2 separate regions of the Homo sapiens genome follow, and region 1 is linked to region 2. A link is an interaction called in ENCODE POLR2A ChIA-PET data of the cell type or tissue named here. Cell type or tissue: MCF 10A. All regions are shown on one strand. Links, peaks and the distances in the headings refer to the core of each region. The heading gives the core; the rest is flanking DNA. Region 1 overlaps COL28A1 (collagen type XXVIII alpha 1 chain). Region 2 overlaps COL28A1 (collagen type XXVIII alpha 1 chain).

The links. ChIA-PET counts read pairs that join two places held together with the same protein. Peaks named below come from ENCODE experiments on the same cell type or tissue, not always from the same donor. Only the 100,000 strongest peaks of a DNase experiment are listed, where the experiment ranks them.
Region 1: POLR2A ChIA-PET joins it to region 2 with 7 read pairs; 8 of 35 experiments call an interaction of 5 or more read pairs at or near these places.

The regions. Positions count from the first base shown.
Region 1 is chr7:7,495,092-7,502,125 of GRCh38, reverse strand. All of the region lies in intron 11 of COL28A1 (collagen type XXVIII alpha 1 chain), which reads left to right. Among named protein-coding and RNA genes, the nearest start is that of COL28A1, 37 kb to the left of the region's middle. In MCF 10A, for the core only: no CTCF peak of the experiment used is centred there; no DNase peak of the experiment used is centred there.
Region 2 is chr7:7,443,150-7,450,183 of GRCh38, reverse strand. It overlaps COL28A1 (collagen type XXVIII alpha 1 chain), which reads left to right. Exons shown (of 35, transcript NM_001037763.3): 19 at 5,695-5,766; 20 at 6,531-6,599. Among named protein-coding and RNA genes, the nearest start is that of COL28A1, 89 kb to the left of the region's middle. In MCF 10A, for the core only: no CTCF peak of the experiment used is centred there; a DNase peak (open chromatin) is centred at 3,373.

The DNA.
Region 1 (7,034 bases), core at 78-5,077, 53 kb before region 2:
GTTCAAGACTCAAGACCAGCCTGGCCAAGATGGTGAAACCCCGTCTCTACTAACAGCACAAAAATTAGCCGGGCGTGGTGGCGGGCGCCTGTGATCCCAGCTACTCTGGAGGCTGAGGCAGAGCGTTGCCTGAACCCGGGAGGCAGAGGTTGCTGTGAGCCAAGATTGCACCACTGCACTCCAGCTGGGGTGACAGAGCGAGACTCTGTCTCAAAAGAAAAAAAACGGAACGTCTCAATAGTCTCGGAAATCAGTTAGAATTGTAATCACACAAGTGCCCAAGAAGCCTTATCCCTGAGACCAAACTGAAATTGTGACTCAGGAGACAGCGCTATGCTCTGAGGAAAGACTGAACCCCTAAAAACCCAACGCTGCTGCCTTCCATGGGGCTGTCATGGTGGCTCAGGTTGCAATCACATGTGACCCTTGAAAAAGGCCTTTAATTACTAGGAAGAATGGCTTATGATTGGTAGGCCTTTCAAGTCACAGAGGACAAGTTACCAAAACTAATTTTGAATAAATCAACACAGTGGAACACTGGGTTTGCCCAGCCTATATTAGGTAATTTTTGCCATTTTCTTGATGTCTTTCTGAGGTTATTTCTGAAGGGCATTTCCTTCTCAAATCTCATGCAAATCCACTCTTTCCAAGACTCTCTTTGTGCCTTGGGAGGAGGGACTGCACAGTGGCGTGTGCAGGAAGCAGCTGGTGACATTTCGAAGTACCCCAGCATTAGAGCTTCAAGGCCTAAAGGGCACAAGGAGATATCCCTCATGTTTTTTCCCAAGGGAAAGTACCATATGCTAATCCTCAAACAGTTAAAAAATACTGCAGTATTGTATATTTATCTTAAAAAATGAATTGCCTCCCTTCTCCTAACTCCTTCCATTGTTCTACTCTAGGACGTTCATAATATTCCTGCAGGATATTTGTCCTAAGTGTTTTCTTCTTGCTGTACAGTCAAGTGTAAGAAACTTAGCATTCTTTTACCTATGAGACTTGGTCTTACTTTATGTTCAATTTAAACTTCTGAGATATTAAGAAAATCCATAGAGAAATAGCACTAGACTGGCCCAGTTTAATAAATGGATATGGTCAGGGTAAATGACACAAACATTCATCCCAAATGGACAAAAGACCTACTGTTAGTGAATGAACTACAACCATGTTTGAAGAGGAGTTCGTTGCAGTGAGGGCGATGAGGGTAGTACATGATATATTTAGTTCACCCTGAAGCTTGCACCACACCACAGTTTTTGGATACCCTACTTTTCCGAACCCTACTTTTTCAAGCTTCCATCCCAGTTTCTGAGGTTCCCAAGCAAAGGATATATTTTTCAGGTTAATGATATACTAATGAGGAGATTCAGTAAACAAGAGCTAGATGTACAGACCCTGAACTTAAAACTGTAAGCATGCTAAACGTCCCTACACAACATCCTGTTTTCTTCAAAGTGTTCTATGAAAAAGGGTTTTGGTAAGAGGGCTGGCTGTCTTCCTTTCAGATATGATATTAGGAATGCATGTGTGGATATTTCTGGGAGCTGGAAGTGTGCTAATCAAGTTTCTCTCCTTTGAGCTTCCATGTATTATACCGTTAATCATTCCTAGTCTTCTTTCAGATAGGAACCATTGGCAGAAGAACTGGACAGATATGAGCAGGTCTATCACTATTTTTGAAAAGTCTAAATCAGAAGATTTGGGAACAATGGGTCAGGAACACCACTATCTGGGAGATTCAAAAATTCTGCTTTGCACACTAATTCACACACAGTTACATGAAGCAACAAGTATTTCTTGAATGAATGAGTGAATAAAAGGTTTTAAATGGCATGAGTGGTCAACAGTATCATACTGAAGACAGGTTATGTGGGCAGTTGCCTATGTGGTAACTTAATTTGGCAATATTGAGGTCATTGGGAAGATTCAAAAGAATAATTTCAGTAGAAGGGTCAAGGAGATGGCAATGAGTTGTGGAGCAAACCAGAGAGAAGGATGTAACAGTCGGGAACATTGACCATTCTTCTAACATAGTTGGGTAATAAAGACAAACAGGACAGTGTTGACATACCCCATCAAAAGCTTCCTGTGCATTAAACAATCCAATGTGTTACTTCTACTTTCTTCTAAAAGTGGCATGAAGACTTGGGGTTTAATTTGTATTTTTTACACTTTCTTGTGTACAACTTAGAGTCTTACATTTTCTATGCCAGTATTTTCGTTAGAATAGAAATCACTAATGAAGATTTAGTAGTTTTAAAAATACATTATTGTTTTGGTCATTATTTAAGTACTTGGTTTGGCTCAAAATTAGCTTAGTAGCTAGGTCAACCTACTAAACATAACTAATGTTTCCAGTTATGGGTTGGAAGTAGTTCAACATCACAAATATGAACAATTATAAAGAATTTTAAACTTTCTCCTCAAACAAGCATCTTGTGTAGATATATTTCAGTTCTTATATAAGTCAAAAACCTAACAATTTCCTAACATCATGATGTTGCTTTCAACCACTTAAAAAGTCATGATTTGTAACAGGATATAATTCCTTATAATTTATCACTTGAAGTGAAGTAAATCAAGTGAAAACATGTAGATTCCTACATTTCTTGGTAAAGAATAATTAATCAAACAAAAAACTGTTTTAAGTTCACAATTCTCTTAACAGAATGACTGTATTTTTGGCTTCATATAAACTATTTTAAGTGTAGGGTACTTGAACATGTCAGCTTTTCTAGTTGTCCAAAAACAGTAATTTGCTTTCTGGTTCTTCTGGCAGGACAACAATTTTGAACAAGGGTTGTGACTGCTCAGTGTATAGGAAGAATCCCTTTACAATTTTAATTATAAATAACTGTTAAATGAAGACTCATAGCCAAGCCGCCAAACGATGTGAACGTTTTTCCTTCAAAGACGTCAAAGTCTGAATGCTATTTCTGTTCTGGGCCTAATTAAAGGGAAAGAATCATTAGTAATCCAGCAATTCTTGCTGTAGAAAAGGCTTTGACCTACATGCACATCTGCCCACCAAGACTCTAAATGAGCTTATTAACTCGTTTGACATGAGACAACTGATAGTGACAACTTGAAGTGGCTGCCAGAACATGTGGGATGTCAGCCAATAGCTTCAAGGTAGATGATTTCTATTCCCAAATAGCTGATGCATGTGGTTCTCAGCAGATGGGGTATATATACTCTGTGTGTGTGTGTGTGTGCGTGTGTGTGTAGATTGTCAGGTAAAAGCTCTGATGGACCAAGGAACTGAAAATGCTGCCAACATTTCCCACAAAGTGGCTGAGTTTAAACTGCATGCATAGTCAAAGGGGGCACTAAAATGGAACAGAATCAGCCACTGCAGTGTCTTCAGAGGGATGTCAGAATGTTTTCTTTGTAATTACATCAATGTCCTTATTTATTTCAAGTAAGTTGCAATAGCAAGTTTGCAACAGAGAAAATTAATTGTATTCCAAGGGTGTTTTTATTGTGGTAAAATATATAATAACATAATATTTATTATTTGAACCATCTATAAGTATGTAATTCAGTGGTATTAAATACATTCACAGTGTTGTATAACCATCACCAGTATCTATACCCAAAAGTTTTTCATTGTCTCAACATAAACTCTGTACCCATTAACCAATAACTCCCCATGTTTCCCTCCTCCCAGCCTCCAAGGGTAAGTTTTGAAGAAACATTATCACGCTGTCATATACACCCATCTGCTCTCATAAATCAGTGGCCTTGTTTTTAGGTTAATGGAGCATGTCCACCCTGAATTTTTACCAGCAACTCATTTTGTGCTGGAGGATTCTAAACAGTGTCTTCTAGAGCTGCGATTCTCAAAAGCTCTCCTAATGGGCTGCTGACTGGTCCTTCCTTTCAGAGAAAATGACTTGCATTTTCTCAGATTTTGTTATATATAATGAAGTATGACTTTCCTATTAGTTGAAACACATGAATTGCCATGTTTGTAGGCCAAACATGATCAAATATTGTCAATTTTATGTGGTTAAACCTAATAGCATTCTAGAAGGTGAGTTAAGAGTTACTAAAATGTGGTTCAATATAATTTTTATTATATTCTTCACCAATTCATTGTTATTATGGAGTCTTTTTCTGCTTTAGAAAGCACAAGTACGTAGAGTATATGGACTGGACTTTCTCTCTTACCTAAATAGCTGGTATTCAAAAAAGATTTTAGTTGGAGATTTGACATAATAGTGGTTCCAAACTCAGTACAGTTCACTTACCAGTTTATATGTAGATTTACCTTGTGTGATCACAGTATTGCCAGTTATAATTTACATTACTTTTAACATTAAGTGACAACCAAGTAGACTTTATGTACCTGAAATAGCATGTGCATCAGCTTGGATAAATTATATTTCCCCTTGGCTTATATTTTATTTTAGAGATGCTTTGTCTTCATATGATGGATTTTCAGTTGTGAGTAGATTGTAATTATATGACTTTTGTATTTTTCATCCTGTAATAAAGATATGAATTTAGTCTGCAGTCATACAATTTTTGAAATACTTTAAAAGAAGAATTAAAAAGTTTCAAGAGGCAGTTTGGCATAGTGATTAAGATTTGGGTTTAACCTCAAACTGCTGGGTTTCAAACCCAGTCCTATATTTTATTGGCTCTATGATTTGGGCAAGTTACTTTACCTCCCTATGACTCAATCTTTTCATCCATGCAGTAAGTTAATAACAGTAACTACTTCTTAGAGCTGTGGTGAGGATTAAATGAGTTAATACACGTCAGTCACATAGAGCAGCACTTCTTGCATAGTAAGTGCCATATGTGTTGGTAATTTTAATTAAGTAGTTAAGCATTTTGACAACTTTATACTAATGTAGACCAAGTTTATTCTGGTAAATTTTCTAAAAACAAGCCTTTTATAACACAACACTTCCTCTGAAATGAGAAACTTGGTGCTAAAAATGGAGCTTGATTTAACAAGTACTTGATAAATATTGATCCTTCTTTCCTTCCTTCCTTCCTTCCTTCCTTCCTTCCTTCCTTTCTTCCTTCCTTTCTTCCTTCCTTTCTTCCTTCTTCCCTCCCTCCCTCCCTCCTTTCCTTCCTTCCTCTCTTTCCAAAAGGAGGCTTTCTTGACCTTTCTCCCAAGTCTCTGTATACAGTCATCACTTCACTGAGTTTCAGCTGAGAATGTATCCTGGCCATACTTGAACCATTCTGCACCTACAAAATGTTCATCCATCATTTTCTTCCATTTGAAAAGTATTAGAATATTTGCAATAAAACTTAAAATATTAAAGTTGGTCCCATGCATATCTGGGAAATGATTTTTAAAAGTTGCTAAAACATCTTTGTAATGTTAAGAAAATATGATAAAATTGTTCATAATTGTATTATCAAAAAAAGTGTAAAGTTCTGTCCACAAATAATTCAGTCTTGGATAACCATTTGTTATGTATTGTCTTAGAGAAATGAAGGATTTGCTTTTGGTTAGAATCAGTGCCAGGGATACGGAGTGTTAGTCGGTTTTCTCAGCTGAATTTTCCTCTTCATTGTGGTTTCATTACTCTTTCAGCTAAAAAAAAAGATTAATTGTGTCTGGGTGAATTGGTAGGAGAAATTGTGTAATAGGTACTTGATATCATTATGTAATTTATATACAGTTGCTCCTAGTTGAAAACCTAAGTGAACCACAGGGAACTGCAGAGGAGCATTTCTAGACCCACAGCTCCTCAGCCCAGAACAGCTTTCCAGTTTTGTTCACCTCCCACAGCTAGCAGAGCCCCTGCTCCCTAGTCAATGCTCAGTAAATGTCTGGTGCATGGATGATTGAGTGAATTATAGTAATGAGCTAAACACTGAGAATGCAAAGCTGAACAAAATCATATGCATCATCCCCACAGTCTAGTGGGGAGGAGATGGAGAACATTAAATGCAAAGTTGCAACTTGTAATGAATGCTCAGAAAAAAAAGGAAAACAGTGCTATCAATACTAAAATAGTGATTTCATCTTATCAGAAAAACCCTTCTTGAAGCCATGCTGCTTAAAATAAGATCTGAAGGGTAAGAATCACTATGAAAGAGAAAGGTAAGAGCATCCCAGACAGACAGAATAGACTGTGCAAAGATCCTGTGGCAGGAGGAGCAAGGCAAGTACAAGGAATTCAACAAAAGCCAATGTTGCTGGGGTGGGGAGTAAAGAGGTGACTGATGACAGATGGATTGGAGAGGCAGGGCCTTGTAAGGAGCTCTGTCTTTGGGAAAGGCCTCAGAAGGTTTTACTCAGATTAAAATTAAAATTAAAAAATTGCTCTGCAGCAATGGAGGGAATAAATTGGAGCATGCTAGAGTGGGTGCAAGTAGAGTACTAAGGGCTTTGTTGTACTCTGAACAAGAGGTATTATCAGTTTGCTGTAGACTGGAGACGCGTGGTAGAGGACTGAAGTGGATGGATTTGAGAGATATTTAGGAGGCATACTGATAGGTGTTGGGATGCGTTGCATATGGTGGCAGAGGGAGTGGGAGGTGTCATGAATGACCCCTAGGTTCCCATTTGACACAGGAGGGATTCTGGTGCCCTTCCCTGAGGTGGGAAGGGCTGGAAGATGACTATATTGGGGAGTGAAAGATGACAATTTATCTTTGGAAATGATGAGTCTCTTTTTGAAATTCTCTTTTTCCCCAACTCCCCACAAGACATCTTTGTATTCTTCCACTCCCACCTGACTTAAATGTTGGTACTGTTCATGGTACTGACCTGAGCCTTCAACCTCATTAATCACTCTAAACCGCAGTGCCCAATAAGGTAGCCACATGTGTCTACTGGGCATTTGAAATGTGGCTGGTCCAAATTGAGATGTGCTGTAAGTATAAGATACACATCAGATTTCAAAGACTTAGCATTAAAAGATGGTAAAAAAATAATTAATACTTTAAAAAGTGTTGATTACATGTCAAAATGATAATATTTTGTATTTATTAAGTAAAATTTATTAATTATAATTTACCTGTTTTTTTATTTCTTAATGTGGCTAGTAGAGAATTTA
Region 2 (7,034 bases), core at 1,365-6,364:
TAGTCCATCTTTACCACACTGATTTGCAGTACCACCTCTTTCATATATGAAGCTTCCATATTTTGAGTATCAGTGCCTGAGCTGTGTATTCTACTCCATTTGTCTATTTATATCTCTCAGTGCTATTACCTCCTTGTCTTGATTATAATAGGTTTATAATATATTTTGTCATCTAAAAGGAAAAATACTCTCATCTTCTTTCTTGGTTATTATTGACTCTAAGATACATGTTTTAGGGTTGGCTTGTCATATTTAACAGGATACCCCATTTGGTTTGCACTAAATCTACAGATTAAATAGCAAGTCTTTCACACCACAGAGTAAAGCTGTAATTTTTCAAGAAAATATTTGTAATTTTCTCCATAAAGGTCTTGTATTTTTTTAGTTAAATTTATTTCCAGATACCTTGAAGAAATTTTTATAATTGTGAATTTTTTTTCTATATCTTTTAACTAACTAGTATAGGTCTATAGGAGAATTTTTTTGTTTTGTTTTGTTTTGTTTTTTGGCATGTTGATTTTGTATCCAGCCACCCTGTGAAATCTGTTTGTGGAATCTCTTGCTTTTTCAGTCCCTATGTACACAATCATACTGTCTGAATATAAAGTTTTGCCTATTATTTTTTAGCTCTTCTTTGATTTTTTTTTTATCATTTTGTACTGCTAGGATCACTTGTACAATGTTTAAAAGAAATGACTTCAAAAGAAGTGCTTCTAAAATTTCACTCTTAAGTGTGATGTTTGCTGAAAGTTTTTGATAGATACCCTTCATTAGGTTAAGGAAGCTTCCTTCTTTTTTGGTTGTACCAAAAGTTACTTATTAAATATAAATGATTACTGGATTTTATCAAATTATGCATCTACTAAGATAATTGTGTTGTTTTCCACTTTTAACTTGTTAATACGATACATTACATTTACAGAGTTTTCAGATGTCAAACCATCCTTGCATTCTTGAGATAAACTCAATTCATTATGTGTACTTTTTTATGATGATCATTCAACTGACTAATCTTTTATTCAGGATTTTTGCTTTTATTTTAATAACTGTATTATCTGATTGGCATATAATAAATGCACATGTTTAAAGTATACAATTTGATGTTTTGAGATATGTGTATACCCTTGGAATCATTACTGCAATCAAGATGATAAATATTTCTGTAACCCTCAGAAGTTACCATCTGTCCTTCTATCCCTCTGTAACTTCTTCTATGTTCACTAATAGGCTTCCCACAGATCTGCTTTCCAATTATCTGCTAACCATTGATCTGTTTTTTGTCATCATAGACTAGTTTGCATTTTCTAGATTTTTATGGAATTATATACTATATGATATTTTCTGGCTTCTTTTAATGCAGCAAAATCTAAGATCCATGTTGTAGCATATATATGAACAGTTCATTCCTTTGTATTGCTGAATAGTATTGTATTATATGGATATACCACAATTTATTTATCCATTCACCTGTGTATAAATTTTGTTTTTTTCCAGATTTGGAATATTATAAATAAAAATTTTAAATAAATTTTATAAATTTTTATAAATTTTATCATAAATAAAATGTTATAAATGAACATTTTTATATGTGTTTGTATGGACATTTGTTTTTATTTTTCTTGGGTAAACACCTAGAAGTCAAATGGCTAGGTCAGAAGGTAGGTATTCATTTAGCTTTCCAAGAAATTGCCAAATCAACTTCCAAAAAAAAAATCTTTGCTTATTATTTTTTCTGGTTATAGAATTATAGTGTGCAGTTGCTTTTTCTTCCTTTTAGTACTTTTAAGATGTTGTTCTATTGTCTTCTCACTTGCATTGTTTCTGATGAGAAATGTGTTGTTATCCTTATATTTGTTTCTCTACACAACATGTCTTTTTTTCTCTGGCTGCTTTTGAGATTTCCTGTACATCATGGGTTCTGAGTGGTGTGATTATAATGTGCCTTAGATATGTTTCTTGTGCTTGAAGTTCATTGGTATTCTTGGTTCACTGATATTCTTAGATCTATGAGTTATAGTTTTCATCAAATTTGGAAAATATTTGGCCAGTATTTCTTGAAATAGCAATTCCTCACCTCAGGAACTCCAGTGTTACTTATCTTTGGATTTTATTTTTGTTTTGAGATAGAGTCTCACTTTCACCAAGGCTGAAGTGCAGTGGCATGCTCTTGACTCACTGCAGCCTTGCCTCCTGGGTTCAAGAGATCCTAGTGCCTTAGCTTCCCATGTAGCTGGGATTACAGGCGGCACCACCACTCCTGGCTAATTTTTGTATTTTTTAGTAGAGATGGGCTTTAGTAATGTTGGCCTGGCTATTTGGATGTTTCAGGTTATTTCACAGTTCACTGGTGCTCTGCTCATTCTTTTTCAGTCTCTTTTCTCTCTGTGTTTAATTTAGGATAGCTTTTATTGCTATATGTGTTAGTTCACTAATCTTTTCTTCCATGACACTAATCAGCTTTTAATTCTGTCCAGTGTTTTTTATCTCATACATCATAATTTTCAAATCTAAAATTTTAATTTGTATCCTTCATATATCTTCCATTTGTCTATTTAACATGCTTTAAATTTCCTCTGGTTTCTTGACTGTATGGAGTATAGTCATAATAACTGTTTTAATGTTCTTACCTCCTAATTCTACTACTGGTGTTATTTCTGGATAAGTTTCAATCGATTGATTTTTCTCAACACAAAGTGCTATATTTTTCAGCCTTTTTGAACGCCTATTTTTTATTTTTAAATTAAATATTATTATTAATATTAATATTTTAAAAGATGGGGTCTTGCTATGTTGCCTAGGCTTGCTTTGAATTCTTGGGCTCAAGCTGTCTTCTTGCCTTAGCCTCCTGAGTAGTTGGGATTACAGGCATGTACAGGCTGAATACTTTTTTATTGAATGCCCCACATTGTGAATTTTACCTTTTATTGTGTTGGATATTTTTGTATTCCTCTATTTTGAGCTTTGTTCTTGGATGTTTTTTAGTTACTTGAAAACAGATTGACCCATTTGGGTCTTGCTTTTAAGTTTTATTAGGTAAGACTACAGCAACATTTAGTCTAGGGTTAATTTTTTCCCACTGTTGAGGTAAGACCCTTTTTAGAACTCCAATTTATGCCCTCAGAATTGTGAGGTTTTATTTCTTGCCAGTAGAAATAGGCACTATTCCTGGTTCAATGTCAGTTCTCTCTAATCCTTTAAGTTGGTTGTTTTCCTGGCCTTGGGTAGTTTCTTCACACACATGTACTGAGCAATATTCAGCTGAATACTCAAGATGGATGCTCAGCAGATACTTATAGTTTTCTCTGTGTAACTCTTTCTGGTAATCTACTCTGTGAACTTTTGATACCTTGGTTCACCCAGATGCATGTTTGTCTCCTTAGAGAGATGCCTGAACTTGCCCTGGTTTCTCAATCCCTGCATTATGACCTGGAAACTTTGTACAGGCACTGGAAGAAATTAAAGCATTTGATTGGAAGCTTAAATTGTGCTATGTCTCATAGGGAGAATGGTCTATAATTTTGTTTTCTTGTCTTGCCATTGTATAATTGTTTTTGAAAAGGCTTTATAAGCCTCATAAAATAAATTAGGTAGACGTCCCTCTTTTCTATTTTTTTTAGAAATGTTTGTATAAGATAGGGAATAACTGTTCTTCAAAAGTTTAGAAGTTTGGTAAGTCTTGACTGTAAAACCAACTAAGCTTGTGATCTTGGAGAGAGAGAAAGTAGAGACTTTTAATCACTGACTCAATTTATTTAATATTATTGGTTTATCTAGCTTGTTCATTTCTTTTTACAGCATTTATATAATTCATATTTTTCTCAAAGATTATTATTGTTTTCCAATACATTTGAAAAAATTATCACCAATTTTCTATGACTTAAAACATTTTTACTATATATATAGTTATGTCTTTCATTTTTGATATTGTTTATTGATATCTTTTAAAAAACCTATTATTCTAGGTTTTTTCTCATCATTCCTATTAGAAATTTATTTACTTTTATTAGTTTTTAAAAAGGCATTACTGGCCAGGCACGGTGGCTCACACCTGTAATCCCAGCACTTTGGGAGGCTGAGGCAGGCGGATCACCTGAGGTCAGGAGGTCAAGAACAGCCTGACCAACATGGAGAAAGCCCGTCTCTACTGAAAATACAAAATTAGCCAGGTGTGGTGGCACATGCCTGTAATCCCAGCTACTCAGGAGGCTGAGGCAGGAGAATCACTTGAACCCGGGAGGCGGAGGTAGCGGTGAGCTGAGATCATACCACTGAACAAGCCTGGTCAACAAGAACGAAACTCCATCTCAAAAAAAAAAAAAAGGCATTAAGTTTTATGAATCTTCTTACTTTTTGTTTTCAAGTTTATTATTTTCTTCTCTCATCTTTATCATTCCATCTACTTAGTGTTAGATTTACTGTGCTTTTTTTCACTGGCTTGTTTAGGTTAGTTGAAGTTGCTTTCAATTATTTTCCATTTTGTTGCTATTAATAAATGCCATAAAGATGCTTTAAACTGATTGAAAGTAGCATATTTTTTTCCTGAACATTTTAAAGGATTTATTACTAATCGTAAATTAACTCGAAAGCAAGTGGAATTACTGAATATTAGAGCTGGAAGTGTTGTTAGGGCACAAATTTGTTATTTCACTTTTATATTAGTTTTCTAGAGCTGATGTAAGAAAGTACTAGGAACTGAGTGCCTTAATACAACAGAAATTTATTGTCTCTCAGTTCTAGAGGCTAGAAGTCCAAAATCAGTCTGCAGGGTTATGCTTCTTCCAAAACCTGTAAGGGAGATTGCTTCCTGGTCTCATCTTAGCTTCTCAGGGTGTCTGTCAATCCTTGGCATGCCTTGCCTAGCAGACGCTCACTCCAGTCTTTGCCTCTCTTATCACATGGTGCTCTCCCTGTGTGTCTGTCTTCAAGAGGCATTTTCCTCTTCTTATAGTACCCGTTGTATTAGTCCATTCTCTCATTGCTTTAAATAACTACCTGAGACTGGGTAATTTATAAAGAAAATAGGTTTAATTGACTTACAGTTCTGCAGGCTGCACAGGAAGCATGATGCTGGCATCTGCTTGACTTTTGGGGAGGCCTCAGGAAACTTACAATCCTGGCAAAAGGTGAAGGGGAAGCAGGCACATCTTCACATGGAGGAGCAGGAGAGTGAGAGAGAGTGAAGTGGGGCATGCTACACACACATTTTTAAACAACCAGATATCATGAGAACTCTATTATAAGAACAGCAAGGGGGAGGTCCACCCCCATAACTCAATCACCTCCTACCAGGCCCCTCCTCCAACACTGGGAATTACAATTCAAATAAGATTTGGGTGGGGACACAGAGCCAAATTATATCACCTTTTATACTGAATTAGGGCCCCCCTGTAATGACTTCATTTTAACTTGATTAAATCTGCAAAGACCATGTTTCCAATTAAGGTTACATTCACAGGTACAAAGAGTTAGGATGTCAACATATCTTTTTGGGGTCACAATTCAGCCCATAAAAATAGAATCAAAAACTAAGGCCTAGGGATGTTAAGTAGCTTCCCAAGATCAAATAGTTTAGTATTAATTGCTAATGAGATTTCTCGGAGGCTTTTCTCAGACACTGTAAGATACATCCAATTGCAAGTACCTCAGAATGGAGGTATGAACTTTAGGGAAATAAAATATTTGTTCATTCACCAGGGAGAGCCAGGCTCAATAGGGCTCCCAGGACAACCAGGAGTACCAGGAGAAGATGGAGCTGCAGGGAAGAAGGTAACACCAAGTTTTTCGTATTACTGGAGTAGGAACTGTTGAACCAAACTGATATCTTGGTCCTGCAGGAGCTCGAATAAAACCATTCAGGACAAACTTAGTTTCTTTAAGAAAAAATATCTCACAATCCCAAATGTCCCTTTCCACTTCTCCCTGAGAGAAGGAGTGGCCTATTCAAAGGCTGAGATAGTGTCTCACATCCTCTGCCTTCTGTCTGGTGTTTTGGTTATGGCCTAGTTTCTTCAGGATTTCTAGAAAGCACATTAATTTAAACTTAAGAGAAAGCCACTCCCCCCGCCTCCCCCTAAGAGGCAAGTCTGTAAATGCATACAGGAAATAAGGCCTTTGTAAAGATTTCCTGAAGTATTTTGTGTTGACATTTGAAATACTCATTTTTCAGTAAAAGTAGCAAAAAAAAAAAAAAAAAAAAACAGCAGATGGAAAGGCTGAAGGTCTTCCCTGTTTTTTAAAAAATCTACCAAATGCGAATGAAGAGCCAAAAGAAAATGAGCTTATTGCTTTGGAAATTGGCTGATAAATTACTTTTTCATGATATTGCAGCTGCTCTGAGTTAAACTGGAGTTTGATGTTACTTTATTTCAAGTTTATAAACTTCCAAATTGATTTTGAGACTAGAGTGAAGGTATGGTGTGTTTTGGAGAGTCTCAGCTGAATCCACTAATGATAAAAGGAGACAAGGTGGGATGATACGTACAGTCTGTCTACTGGAGGGTCAGCTAACACATCAGTGTCATTTTCTCTAGGGAGAAGCGGGGCTTCCGGGAGCAAGAGGCCCAGAAGGACCACCTGGAAAAGGACAGCCTGGCCCCAAGGTATGGAAATGACAGTGTTGGTGGAAGCAGCCTGTGTTCTGGTCCTCATACTGAGGAGCCAACTTAGAAGAAATTTGATTGTTATTCTTACTATGTCAATGTGTTTATGTCTGGCTTAAAAGTATGAATACTGTCTTGGAAGCTTTTGGAAGACAGCAAGCGTATATGATTCACTTTTATTTTCCTAACGTCTATTGTAAGACCCAGCATAGAGAAGAGTTTGACACACGTTTTCTCAATAAATGGTCAGATTGACATTTAAAAAACACATAGGAAGGAAAAGAAGCCTTGAGATACATCGTTGAGATTTGACAGTCCATAAATTTTCTTTATAAAATCTCATGCAATAAGAAATATCACTTTATTGAATGGCCATTTCACTTCACAACTTGGCATAAATCTATTTTAACCACTGTAGAAATGCTAGTTGAATAA